Regions from separate parts of the Mus musculus genome. Here region 1 is linked to region 2. A link is a loop called in an ENCODE intact Hi-C map of the cell type or tissue named here. Cell type or tissue: heart. All regions are shown on one strand. Links, peaks and the distances in the headings refer to the core of each region. The heading gives the core; the rest is flanking DNA.

Region 1 (10,274 bases), core at 1,142-9,141, 67 kb after region 2:
GCTGTTGGTTTGGCCAATTTTTTTTTAATTTAACTTTTTGACATTTGAGCTCTGTGTTTAAATCTGGGACAGCATAATCATTATCCTAGCATTTTGGATGTTGAAACAAATCTATTTAGTGATTTCCCTGATACTATCGGCTATATCATAAATTTATACCTAACCAAAATTATAACTGATTCAGTGTCACTCTGAATCAAATTGTAACCATAAAATTAGAGATATATTGTTTAGAGTTCTACTTTCTGAAAATTCACTAGAGATGGATCATTTATTTGTCCCAGCTTATGCAAAGTACAATTTTCTTTTTTATTGGTCATTTTATTTATTTACATGTCAAGTGTTATGCTTCTTCTTCATTCCCTGTCTGGAAACTCTATATCCCACCCCCTCCCCCTGGCTTTTACAATTATGCTCCCACCACCGATCCACCTACTCCCACCTCATGCCCCTAGGATTCTCCTATGCTGGGATACTGAACCTTCACAGTACCAAGGGACTCCCCTCCTGTTGATGCCACATAAGGCAATCCTGCTATATATAAAGCTGGAGCCATTTGTACTTCCATGTGTACTCTTTATTTGGTGATTTGACCCTTGAGAGCTTTGTGGGTCTTGATATTGTTGTTCCTCCTACACAGTTGCAAAGCCCTTCAGCTTCTTCAGTCCTTCCCTTAACTCCTTCATTGTGGTCCCCTTGCTCAGTCCAATGGTTGGCTGCAAGGATCTGCATCCTTTTCATCCAGTCTCTGGATGGCCTTCCCTTCAGCCTCTTTTCCATTCTTTGTCCCTCTTTTTCCTTAAGACAGGAGCAATTCTGGGTTATTATATTTGAGGTGGTATGATGTCTAATTTGAAAATAAAATTTAGCAGGCTATTATCATTTCCAGTCATTTGATATAGATCATATTTGAGGTTCTTCTGAGGATACATGTAGTGATTTAAAAAGAAAGAGAGAGAGAGAGAGAGAGAGAGAGACCTCTCTTGAGAGTACGAATCCATAAGCTCACTGATTATTGAGTCCCTTACTCCTTATATAAGTAATTCATGTCATCTCTAATTGCCCCATTTTGTTTTTGTTTTTTCAGAAAATCATTGCATACGTGGAAAGTATAGGAAGGTCTTGGATCAAGACAGCCAGTACATTGTCCATGAACACATGAATATTCAAGAGAAGTCTTCTAAATGGGACAAGCTTAGCAAGGTGCTTCTTGATTCCCCCCAATATACACCTTACAAAACTTATCACAGCTCTCTTCAATACTGGAACCAAAAAAGACTTAAGCCCAGGAACACTAAAGAAGTTTGCAAATACAATGACTCTGTAAACAGTGTAAGTTTGTTTTCTACCATTAGTCTCAATCAAGGAATCCACATGCAGAAGAAAAAACACAAGCGAAATGCAGAATTTGAGAAGGTTTTTGTTTCTAAACATAAAGACATGGTGAAACAAAAAAATACTGGAGTGAACCCTTACAAATGCAGTGAATTTCACAAATATCTTACCCAGAGAGAAAAACTTCAAACTCAGCAGAGAATTTATCATGGAAAGAAACCTTACAAAAGTAGTAAAAGTGACAAATGCTTTACCCATCAGATCCATCTTAGAAGTCATCAGGGAATTCATACAGGAGAGAAACCTCACAAATGTAGTGAATGTGACAAATGCTTTACCCACAAATTTAATTTGAGAGCTCATCAGAGAATTCATACGGGAGAGAAACTTTACAAATGTAGTGAATGTGACAAATGCTTTACTCACAAATCCCGTCTTAATTATCATCAGAGAATTCATACAGGAGAGAAACCTCACAAATGTAGTGAATGTGACAAATGCTTTACCCACAAATTTAATTTGAGAGCTCATCAGATAATTCATACAGGAGAGAAACCTCACAAATGTAGTGAATGTGACAAATGCTTTACCCACAAATTTAATTTGAGAGCTCATCAGAGAATTCACACCGGAGAGAAACCTTACAAATGCAGTGAATGTGACAAATGCTTTACCCGAAAATTCCATCTTGGTATTCATCATAGAATTCATACAGGAGAGAAACCTTACAAATGCAGTGAATGTGACAAATGCTTTACTGGAAAAGGCAGTCTGAGAATTCATCAGAGAATTCATATAGGAGAGAAACCTTACAAATGTAGTGAATGTGACAAATGCTTTACTGGAAAAGGCAGTCTGAGAATTCATCAGAGAATTCATACAGGAGAGAGACCTCACAAATGTAGTGAATGTGACAAATGCTTTACTGGAAAAGGCAGTCTGAGAATTCATCAGAGAATGCATACAGGAGAGAAACCTTACAAGTGTAGTGAATGTGACAAATGCTTTACCCAAAAATCCCATCTTAATATTCATCAGGGAATTCATACAGGAGAGAAACCTTACAAATGCAGTGAATGTGACAAATGCTTTACCCACAAATCCCATCTTATTAATCATCAGAAAATTCATACAGGAGAGAAACCTTACAAATAGTTTACATGTGACAAATACAATACTCACAATGTCAGTCTGAGAAATCATGAATTTTTTCATACAGTAGAGAATATTTATAAATGAAGTGAACGAGACAATCCTTTACCAAGATATATCATCTTAAAATTCATTAGAGAATAGTTAGAGAAGACAAACTTTTCAAATATATTGTAGGTATGAATCCTTTTTTTTTTTTTTTTGGCCTATTTCCTAGACTGTAACAGTGAATACTTACAGGCTAGAAACTTAACTCATGCATTGTATGAAGAAATATCTTTGACTTCACTTCAGGATAGAGAGAACATCTAAGAACTTTTTAGGGTAAAGTATTTCTGTTGGGGAAAATGTGGCATATGTTTTATTCATGGTGTCCTGGCAACACTTGAGGCTCCACACTAGAGAATTAGTGTGATTATGAAAATCTTGTCAAAACATTCATGCAATGTTCAAATCTTAGATAATGTTAACTATTTATGCTGTGAGAAACTCTGAAAATGTGAAAATGTAGAAAGCTTTTCATGACACCTTTTTACTTGTTCACCCTCAAATGTTACCAGATGAAGACAAGTTGGGAAGTCAGAAGATAGTATTGTGTAACACTTTCATTGAGACTGAAATAATCCATTTCAAAGGAAAACTATTTAAGGTCTTTAATGCAATCCTCAAAATATCTAATAAAACTGATAACATTCTGTATATTTAATTTAAATGATCCAATTAAGAAAAGTTATACTTAAAAAAGAGTACCTGGCAAACTGAGCCACCCAGACAGCATATTCTTTATCCTATAAATATGCTTACAGATGTGAAGTGTGCTTCGAGTATCTACTAATCAGAATTCTTCTCAAATGCTTGTTTGTCATTATAGGATAACAAATGACTCTGAGTTTCTTGTGATCTGGTCAACAACTCCTTTCCTATTGTCCTGTAACTAACTCCAATAAAGCTGAAAGATTCAACAAGTTTGCTTTGGTTGTTTTCAATTTACACTTGGGATACTCAGATGAATATATGTTGCATCTTCCCAGGAAATGCCTCACATAAAACATATGCAGAAGTCATGAATATTTATTTTTGCAAACCTGTATCATAAAGTTAATAGTAATGATTTTCAACTGGTGGATAACAATCTCTTTGGGATGTAATGACCGTGTCATAGTGGTTGCTTAAAAGCATAGGAAAACACATTTTTCCAATTGTCTTAAAACTGAGAAATCATTTATTGAACTGCAGGGTAGTTTGCCCACCTAAGAATAATTTGAATTCAATGTCTGTTTAGCATTAAAAGAGTTAGAAACACTGTTTTACATATGGTGATTTGTGTTAAATGAAATAGGTAAAATTCAGTTCAATGTTCCAGGCAAGTATTACTAGGTTAAGATAAAAAGGCTCAAAAAAGGAAATATGTAGATGCTTTCAGAGCCTCAGAAATAACTCTTGAATTCAAGGAAGTATGAGAGAAAAATATAGAAAAATACATGAAAGCATGGCTTCATAGATTTCACGGATAGCTATCCAGACTTTGCTTTGTCTGTGCATGGTTCTGAAGTCATTAATACCCACTTATTGAACAAAAGTCCTATAAGTCTCAGAAAAATGCTGCCCATTGACACATATTACAAAACATTGTGGTGACTGGTCCTGTCGTGCCTTAATACTCCAATCTACCATAAGGAATGATTTAGATTTCCATTCTTTTCTTAAATCATCTACAGAATGTTAATATTTTGCACATCTCAGAATATACATTCTGAACAAAACCTCAACAACTCACTATTAAGGTATTATCTTCATCTTAATTTCATGTATGAGTTCATTCATACAAATATCATGAATCTGTAAATCTTAGAGAAAAATCCTTTTTAGAGTAGATGAGGTGCATACTCATGCACAGTTTAGAAATCCAACCATCCTGGAAATACATTTGGAAGTTCTGGAAAACGTACTATTACTCCAAGTTCAAGTATTATATTAGAATATTTATCCTAAGTTCAGGAAGTTTCAGTAAATTAGGATCTAAGAAAAAAGTCAAATGGTACAATGAACAAATCCATGTATTTTCCTTGAGTTTAAAAAATACAAGGAAATTGTTCAACTTGTGTGAACCTACTGAATGATAACATTTCATTGGTCTCAATATTGGAATTTGATGAAACAGGACCTCATTAGTAGATTCTAAGTACGAGAAGAAGCAATAGTGGCCTTTGATTTCAGATGGTCATTAGTATTTTCTGCCAACTGCTTCATCAGAGATGTTGAAACACATACCAGGCAAATGAAAATTAGGTGGCTTAAGTAGCTCTTACCTGTCTAGAAATTGCAACCAGGTGAACAGTCTCTCTTGATTCTCATTGCACATGTTCAGTGGATTTAGGCCTCACTGCTTAATGACTGAGAGATCATTACCCAAATCTGAAGTGACTTCCAGGTTCATGGAAAAATTTCTAGAAGTACACAATGAAGACACATCTTACCTTGTACCCCTCACACAATATTCATTCTATAACCATTTATACACACACTTCTTATCTATGGTACTGCAAGCATATGGTGGTGGTTGACAAAATAGGTCCAGGTAGACTCTGTTTGAGTTGTGTGGAAGATAGCATGTGTATATTGATAAAGATGCAAGTCCTTGGCTTGGGATAATTAACCATACCATGTTTGAAGAACATGGAGACAGAAGCTCACTGGATTTGGAACATTAACTATTTGTGGAAGAGCATTGTAAGGTAAATAATAAGAGCCACACTATAGGAGCCGGATGGGCATTTCTAGAACTTCCAGTGTCTAGATTTTAAGGAACCCACTAGGTCTATGTCAGTACCTTGCAGTGAAGGAAACTTCTCTTCAGCTTCAGGACAACTGATGGGACAGCCTGGGGATGGGAAACACATGGAGCAGGTAGAGTTATTCCTGGGTTGAAATTGATTTTGTTCCAGGAGAACTCAGAAGAGGGACTGAGGGCCTGAAGGAAGAGAGTGGGATCATCAGCCCATCACTGTCAGTAGGAGTTTGGAGCTGCATGGTGTGGAACTAGGACTAGAGAATACTTCCTGGGGTCTACACAGCCATGTGAAAATTCCCTTCCTCTGCAGTTGTCCCCAAGTTAAGCCTTGTGGAAATTTTCAGTCACCAGAGCAGTGGCAGGAACTGCAAACAAGAAGATTTGGACACTCCAAGGTCACAGAAGTTGCTATGCTAGTGGACAGACAGGCACTGGACCAATATTGAAATCCCTTACTCTGCTGCTCATAATAACACTGAGCCTCAAATTCTATTGTGCATTTGATAACTGTGTTGTTAAATTGCTGACCATGTGTAGTGGTTATTCCTGGTTGTCAACTTGACTGTATTTGGAATGAACTACAATCCAGAATTGGAAGGCTCACCAGTGACCCTTATCTGGAGGCTTGGAGATCCTTATCTGAATCTTGGTTTGAAGATCTTGAGCCATAGTGGCTATGGATTCCAGAAGATTGAATCTCCGAGTTTAAGGTTACACCTTCTGCTGGAGACAATATAAGGACATTGGAAGAAGGGAGTCCAGCTCTTGCTCCTGCTCCTTCGCCTGCTTGCTGCGTGAGACTGAGTAACTGCTAGATCCTTGGACTTCCATTCACAGCTGTGACTGAACGATTGTTGGGAATTGAGCTGCCGACTGTAAGTCATCAATAAATTCCTTTATTATCTAGAGACTATCCATAAGTTCTGTGACTCTAGAGAACCCTGACTAATACAGAAGTTGGTACCAGGAGTGGTTCTAGAGTAACAGAAGTACAAGGATGAATCTTTTAAAATTCTGGAATTGGCTTGTTGATCCACCAGCACTTTCAACTATTGAAACCTCTCCAGATTCTCTCCCTCCTGGGAGCTCAGAGAATTTTGAAGACCCATGGTTGAAACTATATTCCGAACTTAAAGAAGCTAATGCCCTTGATTTTCTTAATGAATTAGGTGATTCAGTGCACAAAGCTTTCTACAAGATGGGGAAAAAATCGAAAAATGATTTTACTGGCTGGCTGCTCTTAGTATCTGTGGAAAAAATGATGAATGAAAGGAAGGAGTTGTGTGATAAAATCGAAAGGCTCCAGACACAAGTAAACGATCTAAAAGTTGCTAAGTGTGTCCTTGAGGAGAATCTTCTCTCTTGTAGCAATAGAGCTCAAGTTGCAGAAAATCAAACAGAAACTCTCATTGTAAGGTTGGCTGAACTACAGCGAAAATTCAAGTCTCAGCCTCAGAGTGTGTCGACAGTTAAAGTAAGGGCTCTAATTGGCAAAGAATGGGATCCTACAACATGGGATGGGGATGTGTGGGAAGACCATGTTGAAGCTGAGAATTTTGAATCCTCAGATTCTCAAGGGTTTGCCCCACCTGAGGAAGTAGTACCCTCAGCCCCACCTCTTGAAATAATGCCTTCCCCACATGAGGAAATTAATTTTGCAGAGTCTGCTCATGGCCCACCAATAGTTTCTTCTAGACCTGTAACCAGACTCAAAGCAAAACAGGCTCCTAGAGGGGAGGTAGAAAGTGTAGTCCATGAGGAAATTCGCTACACTACTAAGGAGCTTAATGAGTTTGCTAATTCATTCAAGCAGAAACCTGGTGAATATGTGTGGGAATGGATTTTAAGGGTGTGGGATAAGGGTGGAAGGAACATAAAACTAGAGCAGGCTGAGTTTATTGACATGGGTCCTCTGAGTAGAGATTCTAGGTTTAATACGGAAGCTCGCATAGTTAAAAAAGGTGTCAAAAGTTTGTTTGAATGGTTGGCTGAGGTGTTTATCAAAAGATGGCCTACTGGAAATGACTTGGAGATGCCTGATATTCCATGGCTTAGTGTTGATGAAGGGATTTTAAGACTTAGGGAAATTGCAATGCTAGAGTGGATATATTGTGTAAAGCATAATTGTCCACAATGGGAAGGTCCAGAAGATATGCCTTTCACCAGCTCTATAAGACGCAAATTGGTGAGAGGGGCACCAGCACATTTGAAGGGTTTTGTTCTTTCCCTTTTCCTTGTGCCAGATCTTAGCATTGGAGATGCTTCTGCTCAATTAGATGAATTAAATTCACTGGGTTTAGTTGGATTCCGAGGTAACAAGGGCCAGGTGGCAGCATTGAATTGCCGGAGACAAGGTGATTCTAGTTATTATAATGGACAGCGTAGACAAAAGAATGTTTATAATAACATACCCAGTAATGGTCAGCACAGGAGAGGTGAAATTTATAATGGCATGACTCGGTTGGACCTTTGGTACTGGCTAACCAATCATGGTGTTTCCAGGAATGAAATACATAGGAAGCCTACTGCATATTTGTTTGATCTGTATAAGCAGAAAAATTCTCAAACAAATGAAAGAAAGGCTACATTAGATCGTGGTAAACAGCCAAATGAAAGAAAGGCTACATTAGATCGTGGTAAACAGCAATCTCGGCCAGTGAATCAATTTCCAGACTTGAGACAGTTTGCAGATCCAGAACCCCTTGAATGAAGGGGTGGCCAGGTTCCGCTGAGGAAGGATCTTGATAAGACACTCAAAGGTTTTGCTGTTACCCTTTCTCCAGTTCTTCCCCAGAGGGACCTACGGCCTTTTACAAGGGTAACTGTACACTGGGGAAAAGGAAATAATCAGACTTTTCGGGGTCTGCTGGATACTGGTTCTGAGTTGACACTGATCCCAGGGGATCCCAAGAAACATTGTGGCCCTCCAGTTAAAGTAGGGGCTTATGGAGGGCAGGTGATTAATGGAGTTTTGACTGATGTCCGACTCACAGTAGGTCCAGTAGGTCCCCGGACACATCCTGTGGTGATTTCCCCAGTTCCAGAATGTATAATTGGGATAGATATACTCAGAAATTGGCAGAATTCTCATATTGGTTCCCTGAACTGTAGAGTGAGGGCTATTATGGTTGGAAAGGCCAAATGGAAGCCTTTAGAGTTGCCTTTGCCAAAGAAAATAGTGAATCAAAAACAGTATCGTATTCCTGGAGGCATTGCAGAAATTACTGCCACTATCAAGGACTTGAAAGACACAGGGGTGGTGGTTCCCACCACATCTCCGTTTAACTCTCCTATCTGGCCAGTGCAGAAAACAGATGGATCATGGAGAATGACAGTTGATTATCGAAAACTAAATCAGGTAGTAACTCCAATTGCAGCTGCTGTACCAGATGTAGTTTCGTTACTTGAGCAAATTAACACATCTCCTGGCACCTGGTATGCGGCTATTGATCTGGCAAATGCCTTCTTCTCAGTACCTGTCCATAAGGACCACCAGAAGCAATTTGCTTTCAGTTGGCAAGGCCAACAGTATACCTTCACAGTTTTGCCTCAAGGATATATTAACTCTCCTGCCCTGTGTCATAATTTAGTTAGAAGGGATCTTGATCGTTTGGATCTTCCACAAAATATCACATTGGTGCACTATATTGATGACATTATGCTGATTGGACCAAGTGAGCAGGAAGTAGCAACCACTTTGGACTCATTGGTAACACATATGCGTATCAGAGGATGGGAAATAAATCCAACCAAAATTCAAGGACCATCTACCTCAGTGAAATTCTTAGGAGTCCAGTGGTGTGGGGCGTGCAGAGATATTCCTTCTAAGGTGAAAGATAAGTTATTGCACCTGGCCCCTCCTACAACCAAGAAAGAAGCACAACGTTTAGTGGGCCTATTTGGATTCTGGAGACAACACATCCCTCACTTGGGTGTGTTACTTAGGCCTATTTACCAAGTGACTCGGAAAGCTGCTAGCTTTGTGTGGGGCCTGGAACAGGAGAAGGCCCTTCAACAGGTCCAGGCTGCTGTGCAGGCTGCTCTACCACTTGGACCATATGACCCAGCAGACCCGATGGTACTTGAGGTATCTGTGGCTGATAGAGATGCTGTTTGGAGCCTCTGGCAGGCCCCTGTAGGTGAATCACAGAAAAGACCTTTGGGATTTTGGAGCAAAGCTCTACCATCATCTGCAGACAACTATTCTCCCTTTGAAAAACAGCTCTTGGCCTGCTATTGGGCCTTAGTGGAAACTGAACGTTTGACAATAGGACACCAAGTTACTATGCGACCTGAACTACCCATCATGAGCTGGGTACTATCAGACCCTGCAAGTCATAAAGTGGGACGCGCACAGCAGCAGTCTATTATCAAATGGAAGTGGTATATACGTGATCGGGCCAGAGCAGGTCCTGAAGGCACAAGCAAGTTACATGAAGAAGTTGCTCAAATGCCTATGGTTTCTACTCCTGTTACAATGCCATCTGCTGCCAAGCATGCACCTATAGCCTCATGGGGTGTTCCCTATGATCAACTGACCGAAGAGGAGAAGACTAGAGCCTGGTTTACTGATGGCTCTGCACGTTATGCAGGCACCACCCAGAAGTGGACAGCTGCAGCATTACAACCCCTTTCTGGGACAACCTTGAAAGACACAGGTGAAGGGAAATCTTCACAGTGGGCAGAACTTCGGGCAGTACACATGGTATTACAGTTTGTTTGTAAGAAGAAGTGGCCAGATGTACGATTATTCACTGACTCATGGGCTGTAGCCAATGGATTGGCTGGATGGTCAGGGACTTGGAAAGATCACAATTGGAAAATTGGTGAGAAAGACATCTGGGGAAGAAGTATGTGGATAGATCTCTCCAAATGGGCAAAGGATGTGAAGATATTTGTGTCCCATGTAAATGCTCACCAAAAGGTGACTTCAGCCGAGGAGGAGTTCAATAATCAAGTGGATAAGATGACCCGTTCTGTGGACAGTCAGCCTCTC
Region 2 (10,274 bases), core at 898-8,897:
GAAACTTAACGCATGTATTGTATGAAGAAATATCTTTGAATTCATTTTAGTCAGAGAAAACATCTAAGAACTTTTTAAGGGAAAGTATTTCTGTTGAGAAAAAGGTGGCATATGTTTTATTCATGGCATATTCTTGGCAATACTCAAGGCTCCACACTAGAGAATTAGTATAATTATGAGAATCTTTTGAAAATTTTCATGCAATGTTCAAATCTTAAATAATGTCGACTCTGACAATTTGAAAAAATGTAGCAAGCCTTTCTTTCTTTCTTTCTTTCTTTCTTTCTTTCTTTCTTTCTTTTTTTTGGGGGGGGGTTGGTTTTTAGAGACAGGGTTTCTCTGTATATCCATGGCCATCCTGTAGACCAGGCTGGCCTCGAACTCAGTAATCCGCCTGCCTCTCTCTCCCGAGTGCTTGGATTAAAGACATGTGCCACCACGCCCAGTTGTAGAAAGCTTTTCATGACACCTTTTTATTTGTTCACCCTCAAATGTGGCAAGATGAAGACAAGCTGGGAAGTCAGAAGATAGTATTGTGTAACACTTTCTTTAAGACAGAAATAATCCATTTCAAAAGGAAACTATTTAAGGTCTTTAATACAATCCTCAAAATATCTAATAAAACTGGTAACATTCTGTATATTTAATTAAAATGAACCAATTAAGATAAAAATATACTTAAAAGATTATCTGGCAAACTGAGCTACCCAGACAGCATATTCTTTATTCTATAAATATGCTTGCAGATGTGAAGTGTGCTTCGAGTATCCAGTAATCATAATTCTTCTCAAATACTTGTTTCACATTATAGGATAACAAGTGACTCCGAGTCTCTTGTGATCTGCTCAACAACTCCTTTCCTATTGTCCTGTAACTAACTCCAATAAAGCTGAAAGATTCTACAAGGTTGCTTTGGTTGTTTTCAACTTGCCCTTGGGATACTCAGATGAATATATGTTGCATCTTCCCAGGAAATGCCTCACATAAAACATATGCAGAAGTCATGAAATTTTTGCAAACCTGTATCATAAAGTTAATAGTAGTGATTTTCAACTGGTGGATAACAATCCCTTTGGGATGTAACGACCCTGTCACAGTTATTGCTTAAAAGTACAGGGAAACACATATTTCCAATTGTCTTAAAACTGCGAAATCATTCATTGAACTGCAGGGTAGTTTGCCCTGCTAAAAATAATTAGAATTCTATGTCAGTGTTTAGCATTAAAAAAGTTAGAAACACTGTTTTACATATGGTGATTTGTGTTAACTGAAATAGGTAAGATTCAGCTTAGTGCTCCAGGCAAGTATTACTAGGTGAAGATAAAAAGGCTCAAAACCGAAAATATGTAGAAGCTGTCAGAGCCTCAGCAAGAAGTCTACTACTCTCTCTTGAATTCAAGGAAGTATGAGAGAAAAACCTACAAAAATGAATGAAAATATGGCTTCATAGATTTCAAGGATAGCTATCCAGACTTTGCTGTGTCTCTGCATGGTTCTGAAGTCATTAATACCCATTTATTGAACAAAAGTCCTATAAGTCTCAGAAAAATGCTGACCGACCGTTGACACATATTACAAAACATTTTGGTGTCTGGTTCTCTTGTGCCTTAATACTCCACTCTACTGTAAGGAATGAAATAGATTTCCATTCTTTTCTTGTGTGTGGGTTTTTTTTTTTTTTTGAGAAAGGGTTTCTCTGTAGCCTGATATGAAGATAATACTACTAAGGTATTATCTTCATCTTAATTTCATGTATGAGTTTATTCATACAAATATGAATCTGTAAATCTTAGAGAAAAATCCTTTTTAGAGTAGATGAGGTGCATACTCATGCACAGTTTAGAAATCCAACCATCCTGGAAATACATTTGGAAGTACTGGAAAACGTAATATTACTCCAAGTTCAAGTATTATATTAGAATATTTATCTTAAATTCAGGAAGTTTCAGTAAATTAGGATCAAAGAAAAAAATTGAATGGTAGAATGAACAAATCCATATCACTCCATATATTTTCCTTGATTTAAAAAAAAAAAAAAAACAGGTTGTGGGGGTGCATGCCTTTAATCCCAGCACTTGGGAGGCAGAAGCAGGCAAATTTCTGAGTTGAAGGCCAGCCTGGTCTACAGTGTGAGTTCCAGTACAGCCAAGACTATACAGAGAAACCCTGCCTCAAAACAAACAAACAAACAAACAAAAAACAATAACAAACAAACAAACACAAAACCCACAAAAAACTAGAAAACAACAAAAAGAAAACACAAGGAAATGGTCCAACTACTGAAAGATAACATTTCATTGGTCTCAATATTGGAATTTGATGAAACAGGACCTCATTGGTAGAACCTAAGTACGAGAAGAAGCAATAGTGGCCCTTGATTTCAAATGATCATAGATATTTTCTGCCAATTGCTTCATCAGGGATGTTAAAACTCACACACCAGGCAAATGAAAATTAGGTAGCTTGAGGAGCTCTTAACAGTCTGGAAATTTGCAACCAGGTAGACAGTCTCTCTTGAGTCTCATTGCACATGATCAGTGGATTTAGGCCTCACTGCTTAATGACTGAAAGATCATGAATCAAATCAGAAGTTACTTTCAGGTTCATGGAAAATTTTCTAGAAATGCACAATGAAGAACATCTTACCTTGTACCCCTCACACAATGATTGTCTTCATTCTATAACCATTTATACACACACTTCTTGTCTATGGTACAGCAAGCATATGGTGATGGTTGACAAAATAGGTCCAAGTAGACTCACTGAATTATGTGGAAGACAGCATGTGTATATTGATAAAGATGCAAATACTTGGCTCAGGTAAATTAACCATATCATGTTTAAAAAACATGGAGGCTGAAGCTCACTGGATTTGGAACATTAACTATTTGTGGAAGAGCACTGTAAAATGCTTAATAAGCATATGAGCCTGATGGGCATTTCTAGATCTTCCAGTGGCTAGATTTTAAGGAACCCACTAGGTCTATGTCAGTACCTTCCAGGGAAAGGAAACTTCTCTTCAGGACAACTAATGGGACAGCCTGAGGATGGGAAACACATGGAGTAGGTAGAAAGAGTTATTCCTTGGTTGAAATTGATTTTGTTACAGGAGAACTCAGAAGAAGGACTGAGGGTCTGAAGGAAAAGAGTGGGATCAGCAGCCCATCCCTGTCAGTAGGAGTTTGGAGCTGCATGGTGTGGAACTAGGACTAGAGAACACTGCCTGGGGTCTACACAGCCATGTGAAAATTCCCTTCCTCTGCAGTTGTCCCCAAGTTAAGTCTTGTGGAAATTTTCAGTCACCAGAGCAGTGGCAGGAACTGCAAACCAGAAGACTTGGACACTCCAAGGTCACAGAAGCTGCTAGGCTAGTGGACAGACAGGCACTGGAGCATGATTGAAATCCCTTACTCGGCTGCTCATAAGAGCACTGATCCTCAAACTATTGTGCATTTCATAACTGTGTTGGTAAATTGCTGACCATGTAAGTGTGGCGTATCCTGATTTTTTTTTATTCATCTTATTGTTGCCTGGATTCTTACGTAATAATTTCTTAGAGGATGGGCTTGTTGGTTGCAAACATGGCTATATTTCTCTGGTGGCAGGTTCAAAGCTGATACAATTCACATCCATCCATGGTTTTTAACTCTGCTTTTTAATCACTGTGCTAGTCAGATTCTTTGCCATTGGAGATTATATATCCACTGGGAGCTTTTTAGATATTAGTCCCATACGAACCACTGGAGTTTTGATTGAATCTTAAACAATCTTAAACAATATTTTAGCAATTTGAGGGGCTGTGGGACTCTTTTATTCAGTACAGGAGGATGGGAAGCACGTGAAAGGGGAGTGATGCCATGGTGGGTGCCATGACAACAGATGCAGGAGCAGTCCTGTTGCCTAGAGATGAGGAGCCTCTTCACTGGGTTGAAAACCTGACTGTAAAGACAGATGCACCTGGTGCTAACAACATTGCTTATATTTGTAGTACTTCTCTTCAATACAAATTCTTTTTTGAGCCGGGCAGTGGTGACACATGCCTTTAATCCCAGCACTTGGAAGGCAGCTAAGTTGATTTTCACATTTCTCTTTTGTTAGCCTGTTTAGTAACTTCTCATAACAAAGACAATATTATATAGTCAGGAAGGTTCAACTTCTCCATGTCCAATGAGTTCTCTGGATGGCATGCTTGGTAATGGAGAACTGCTTTCAATTTCTACAGAACAAAGAGTTATCTTAGCAAGCGTCTAGATTGCTTGTGGATCCAAGGGACCCACTTAGCCAAAAACTCAAATAAAACCCAGGTAGTGTACTAGAAAGCTCATTTGAAGGAAATACCAGGTCAGTTGGGACTTATTCACCCCCATTTGTACGTTACTGAATTTCGATTGTCTTTATAGCATTTAAGAAGTATGTACCACTGTAGGTTTCCATATCATCACTCAAATGTCCCTCTCAATTCCAACTGTCTCTCAGCATTTTCTCCTTCAACCTTAACTTCCCTACCACTCTCTACCTCATTTTCCCAGTCACATTCCCATCTGTCTCCAGTTCATCCATGGAATCTATTTTATTTACTTCCACCAGGGAATCTGGGTGCCACTGTGTGCTCTGAAGTCAACTCTTCTATACTTAATATCTCTGAATACAATGGGCCTATGAATATCAAGTTCATTATTTTAGCATTGGCTAATATCCACACATAAGTGAATATATTCCATATTTCTCCACCTGTGTCTGGTTTACCTTAGTAGATAATTTTTTCTAGGTACATCTATTTGCCTGAACATTTTAATGTGAATATCTATCTATCTATCTATCTATCTATCTATCTATCTATCTATCTATCTATCATCAAAATAATGAACAACTACTATAAATTAGCGGTTGTCTCTCTAAAAACAGAGAAGTCAGAACTGAGTTCCACATCTAGAGTAAGTGGCCTCAGTTGCTGTGGGAATGCTAGAACTACTGCAGGGCTTTCCTTGTGTCTCAGATTCTTCACTCCCTCCAGGTATCCAATGGTACCTATGGAAGGGGAAAGGAAATTGTTAAACTCCCTAACCACAGAAAGGTCACACAGAAAGGTCACAGTAGCTACCACTACTGATGTTAGCTGCTGTACATCACAGCCTCTAATACTAGCAACAGTATCAAGACCAGTTCTCAAACACCTGTCCCCATTGATCCTTCCTATCCTGACTGGCTAGCATACAGCCTGTGCTCCACTGAAATTATATGGATAGGAAACAGGAATCCATTCCTCATTAAACTGAGCTTTCTAAAGCAGTCACACACCTTCTTAGGAAGTGTCTTGTGATGGTGCTGGAGGATCTTGGCTTTCATGTTCTGCACAGGAAGCTGACATAGGTTATTTTTCCTGGGCTGCCAGGATCTTATGGATTCCTTTCTATGGGTGCCCTGAAGATGAGTAGTTTGTGTTCCACCACCAGAGAATTAATCCTCTCCCTTCCTGCTTCCAACCTGTCTATCTGAACCATGCTCTGCCTCACCCCATTTCACAACTAATTCTTGTTCATTGCAAGATTACACTTCTGTTTGTCCAGATGTCCTGACACAAAATTATCCACTTTCTGCCCCGGCTTCTCGTGAACTGGCTTGGTATATTGACCAGACAGTTTTGGCAAAACTTTTCAAATAGGCCATAGATCTTCAGGTGTTCTACTGTGAGAGCAATGAGCTGTCTTCCAGAGTCAGTAGAACTGTGATTGACTGAAAGGAATACCCCATTCAATTATCCAAAATATTCAAAGAAATGTGTTTTTCTAGCAACATTAATAACACAGCAACATTTACACATAGGTAAATAAAATGTAAACATATACATTTCTTAGTTTTTAATCAGTGAAGAGGATGGACATTTTGAATTACAGTTGTTGCTGTACCACAGTGACTTCAGTTACATCCTCAGCTGCAAAGGATGTGGATGGTGAAAAGCATCTCCCACCTGTGTCTGAAAGTGTCCTGTGACTATGGAAGCTACAATGATGATACTTTCCTCCTCCTCCTCCTCCTCCTCCTCCTCCTCCTCCTCCTCCTCCTCCTGCTGCTGCTGCTGCTGCTGCTGCTGCTGCTGCTGCTGCTCTTCCTCCTCCACCTCCTTCTGCTGCTGCTGCCTCCTCCTCCTCCATTTTTTTTCGTTTGTTTTTTTTTTGTTTTTTTTTTTTGTTTTTGTTTTTGTTTTCTTTTTGAGACAGGGTTTCTCTGTGTAGCCTTGGCAATCCTGGAACTCACTCTGTAGACCAGGTTGGCCTTGAACTCAGAAATTCCCCTGCCTCTGCCTCCCAAGTGTTGGGATTACAGGCGTGGGCCACCACTCCCAGTGATGATACTTTCTTGTGTATTAGTGTGTGAAGTGTCCAGAGGCCTGGTACACCATCACAGAGCATAGATTACTAAAGCGTCCATACACCTGTGACATCTCTGGCCTAGGGAGACCATTTGAGAATGGCCATTACCTGTGAAATCTGTTTCCCTGCCTTCAGAGGTCTGATTCTTGGGATTTTTGTGAATCACCCAGCACCTTCCATTTGGAAAACCAGTAACCACACTCTCACCTACATTCTGTGCATTTCCCTCATCTTCTCTTTCTTTGGCTCCATGATATTCACAGGCCATTCACACTCAGTCAGTTTTATAGCGAAGCAAACCATGTTTGTAGGTGCATAGACTAGGATATTTTTTCCCAAACTTTTGGCCAAATTGATCATGGTTCTCAATTTCAGAGTGTTCTTTTACTGAAATTTATTCACACTATGAACATCATCATTAATATTTCATGTGTAGGCATTAGTACTTGTATCTCACAAATTCTATTTTCAAATTTCTGGTCTTTTCTCATTTTTCTGTGAAACATTTTCCTGGCTGCTGATAAAGTATATCCTCTATGGATCATTAAAAATGAAAAACATCAAAAAGCTAAAAATTCAAAGGAGAAGAAAGTTTGTGCTCAAAACTGAGTTCATTTGTCACAGTGAAAGACTATGATTGATGTTTACTGGTTAAGTGATACAAGCATGGCGGTCTCTGCAAACCCTAGGTCTGGTAGAATAACAATCCATGAGACCAAAAGAAATCTATGTTCAATACCACTCTATAAGTATTTCAGCACTAGTTGTGGGTGTGTTGTGAGTTATTGTCAATGAAATTCTTGCAGCACTCAGGGATAAATCCATCCCAGTGAATATGTGAATAGCTCTGAAGTAAAAGGTCTCCTGGCAGTCAGAAGTCATGATATACCACAATGCCCCATGGAACATTTAACCACACACAGAGGTTTAATGGGATAACACTGGAGGGAGGCTGCCTCTGCTCAGGTGAGAAGCAGAAGAGAAATAAGTGAGAGGCAGGCTTCTCAAAGGGTTTTATTTGGGGGGGGGATGGGGGGAAAGGATTTTCAGGATCAGAAATATCTCTGGTTGGATATTGCTGGGGTTTTATGTTCTGAGTTTGAGTAAACTAAGGAGTTTCTGAATTATTAAAACTGGGAAGTAAACTATAAGTTTTCCCTGTAGACTCAGTGGCCAATGCTGACTGAAGCTTCAAGATTCTGATCCCAGGATGGTTTATTTTAGGAACAAGTAAGCACAGTATAATTTCAAAATGAAATTTCTTGGTAATAATTGTCTCAATCATATGTGCACAGTGAAGATAAAGGTGTGGCTTCCTCAAAAGTCTTTTGACAAGTACAGGTGTTTCCTTCTTAAAGTTGAATTCTAAAAATAAGGGTCTAGAGGAGGATCAAGCATACCGTGTAGAGGACACCAAGCTGTAAGGTACATGTCCTATGTCCCCCAAGGATGGTTTGTACTACTGGAGAAACAATGACCTAGGATGATTATCTGGGACAATTTAACAGTCTGGGACTTTCAGGTGTAGTCTGGCACTACATCTACCACAGGTCACCAACCTGCTTACTATATCCATTCCTTCACTTCTGGTAAAAAAAAAAAAAAAAAAAAAAAGTGTACTTTTTCTTGCACTGTAGTGAAAACCCTCTTCCAAAGGTACTGAGTTCAAATCCCAGCAACCACATGGTGGCTCACAACCACCCATAATGAGATCTGATACCCTCTTCTGGTGCGTTTGAAGACAGCTACAGCGAACTTATACTAATAAATCTTTGGCTGGAGCAAGTGGGGTTGGCCAGAGCAAATAGAGGTTCTCAGTTCAATTCCCAACAATCACATGAAGGCTCACAACCATCTGTACAACTAAAATGTGTACTCATATACATAAAATAAATAAATCTTTAAAAAAAAACATGCAAGTGTTGCTGACATAATCCCAGCAATCAGAACACTGTGGCAGGTGTATTCCTCTACTTTTGAGGTCAGACTAGTATACATCAAAGTGACATTCCAACCTTTGGGTCACAATTTCCTCTTCTGGCCTGCATGGATTCTCCACAGGTATTGAGGTTCTCAAGATTTTAATCTAACTTTTGTGGTCAGCCAGGTCCTAGAACAGGATCACTGAACTGGCTTGTGTAATTACCTGTTCTGTGATCAGCCATTCTCCGAACAGGGTGCTTCAGGGACCACCTATTTTTCGTTCTTGGCTTCAACTTGGTCTAGGGGGTCAAACTTAAATTTTCTACCTTACACATGGAGACAAAAGACAGATAGAAACGGAGAATTGCATGAGGCAGCCTTCAGGAAGTTAAAGATTTAAACTAACTGAACAGACACACAAAGGATAGAAGGCACAGGGAACATGAAGTAGAGAATTCAACTTTGGACTCACACTTAGTTAAATGCTCTGAGGGAAAGGCTTTAATTTCTTTCCTTAACTCAGATGGATTATAAATCAGCAGTATGTTTATTTCATCTATTCACATATGAAGGATCAATTAACTTGTAACATTTTTTTTTTGCACAAATACAATATGGGAAAACTAAAAGTCACCACAATGGGAAACAAGTAGCCCTGACATTTGAAAGGTGTCCATGAGCACAGAACCCTGTTCTTTAAAGACAGACCTCCAGGTCTGGACTTGTGCTTCTGAGCTCTCACCTCCATGCTTAGCTAGAATCCATTTTAACCTCTCACAATCATTACAACAGATTTTTAAACAGATTATAATGAGAATCCTGGAACTCATTATAATCATAAAAAGAGTTGACTTCCTAGCAATAGTCTAATGAGACCTGGGTAAATCTCGAGTCTTCTTTCCCCAGCTTATGCTGACATGCATGGGTGTACATAGAGTGTTACAGTGAACAATCAGGAAACCATTTATGAACAAACTGTGCAGTATGCATTGTAATTTTGTTCTAGTTTTCTTTCCTTCATACTTTCTTTTCATTTCTTTCCTTTTCTTTTTCTTTTTTTGACAAAAATCTAGACAATTTTCGAAAGGAGTTTCTCTTTAGTGCCTGATCCTTCAAGTAGTAAATAATATTGTGCCTTGACCTAACATCATGTTAATTTTGTCCAAGACTTATAATTTCTCTCTGTATTATTTTTATTTGCCTTACTGCATTTTGTTTTCAGGTTCTTTTTTTTTTTTCTTGGTTTTTTGAGACAGGGATTCTCTGTATAGCCCTGGCTTTTGGGAACTCACTCAGTAGACCAGGTTGGCCTTGAACTCAGAAATCCCCCTGCCTCTGCCTCCCAAGACATATTCACCACACCCAGCCTTTTTTTTTGGTGGGGGGGCAATTCTAAGCACCTATTGAACTCAATTTTAATATTTTATAGTGTCCTCATTTCCTTCAGGCATCTGGTGTTATTTTCTTTCCCATGATTCATTTTGTTCCTATCTGAGTGGATTTACATGGTTTACAAACTTTAATCTCCTTGGTCATTACTATGGATTTTCAATTTTTATCTTGGATATCATGTAAACTGTGCTCCTTATAGAATACATATATGGTTTGTGGTTTGAGCCAAGGACATTTTATCATAGTTTCTGTTTGTTTTGGATATCTGTTCTGAGCATCAGAATTTAGAAAGATTAATTCTGTGCATTTTTAGCCCAGATTGCTAGACCCACAATATGAGAAGTTAGACAGGATTAGTTGTATCTGAAGGGTTCAGATCTCAGGTGTAGTGTCCTAGTACATCCAGTTCTTGTCTAGTCTAGCAGCAACCTTGTGGGGAAGCTATGCAGAGTAGGTCCTGGGAAGTTGTGTGGAAGACAGGCTGCAACAGAGTTGGAGTAGTGGTTCCTGATTGGGGAGTGGGGAAATTTTACATCATAATTTCTGAGAGCACATACGTGTCTGTTGCTTGCAAAAATGGTTAGATTT

The links. Peaks named below come from ENCODE experiments on the same cell type or tissue, not always from the same donor. Only the 100,000 strongest peaks of a DNase experiment are listed, where the experiment ranks them.
Region 1: a loop joins it to region 2, with 2.5 times the contacts of the local background. A loop is called at or near these places in 21 of 42 quality-filtered maps.

Annotation. Positions count from the first base shown.
Region 1 is chr4:147,581,747-147,592,020 of GRCm38, forward strand. Zfp985 (zinc finger protein 985) reads left to right here. Exons shown (of 6, transcript NM_001014397.4): 6 at 1,088-3,455. The coding sequence ends at 2,490. Among named protein-coding and RNA genes, the nearest start is that of Zfp985, 34 kb to the left of the region's middle. In heart, for the core only: no CTCF peak of the experiment used is centred there; no DNase peak of the experiment used is centred there.
Region 2 is chr4:147,515,163-147,525,436 of GRCm38, forward strand. It overlaps Zfp982 (zinc finger protein 982), which reads left to right. Exons shown (of 5, transcript NM_001371348.1): 5 at 1-902. It also overlaps the pseudogene Vmn2r-ps20. Among named protein-coding and RNA genes, the nearest start is that of Zfp985, 33 kb to the right of the region's middle. In heart, for the core only: no CTCF peak of the experiment used is centred there; a DNase peak (open chromatin) is centred at 4,019.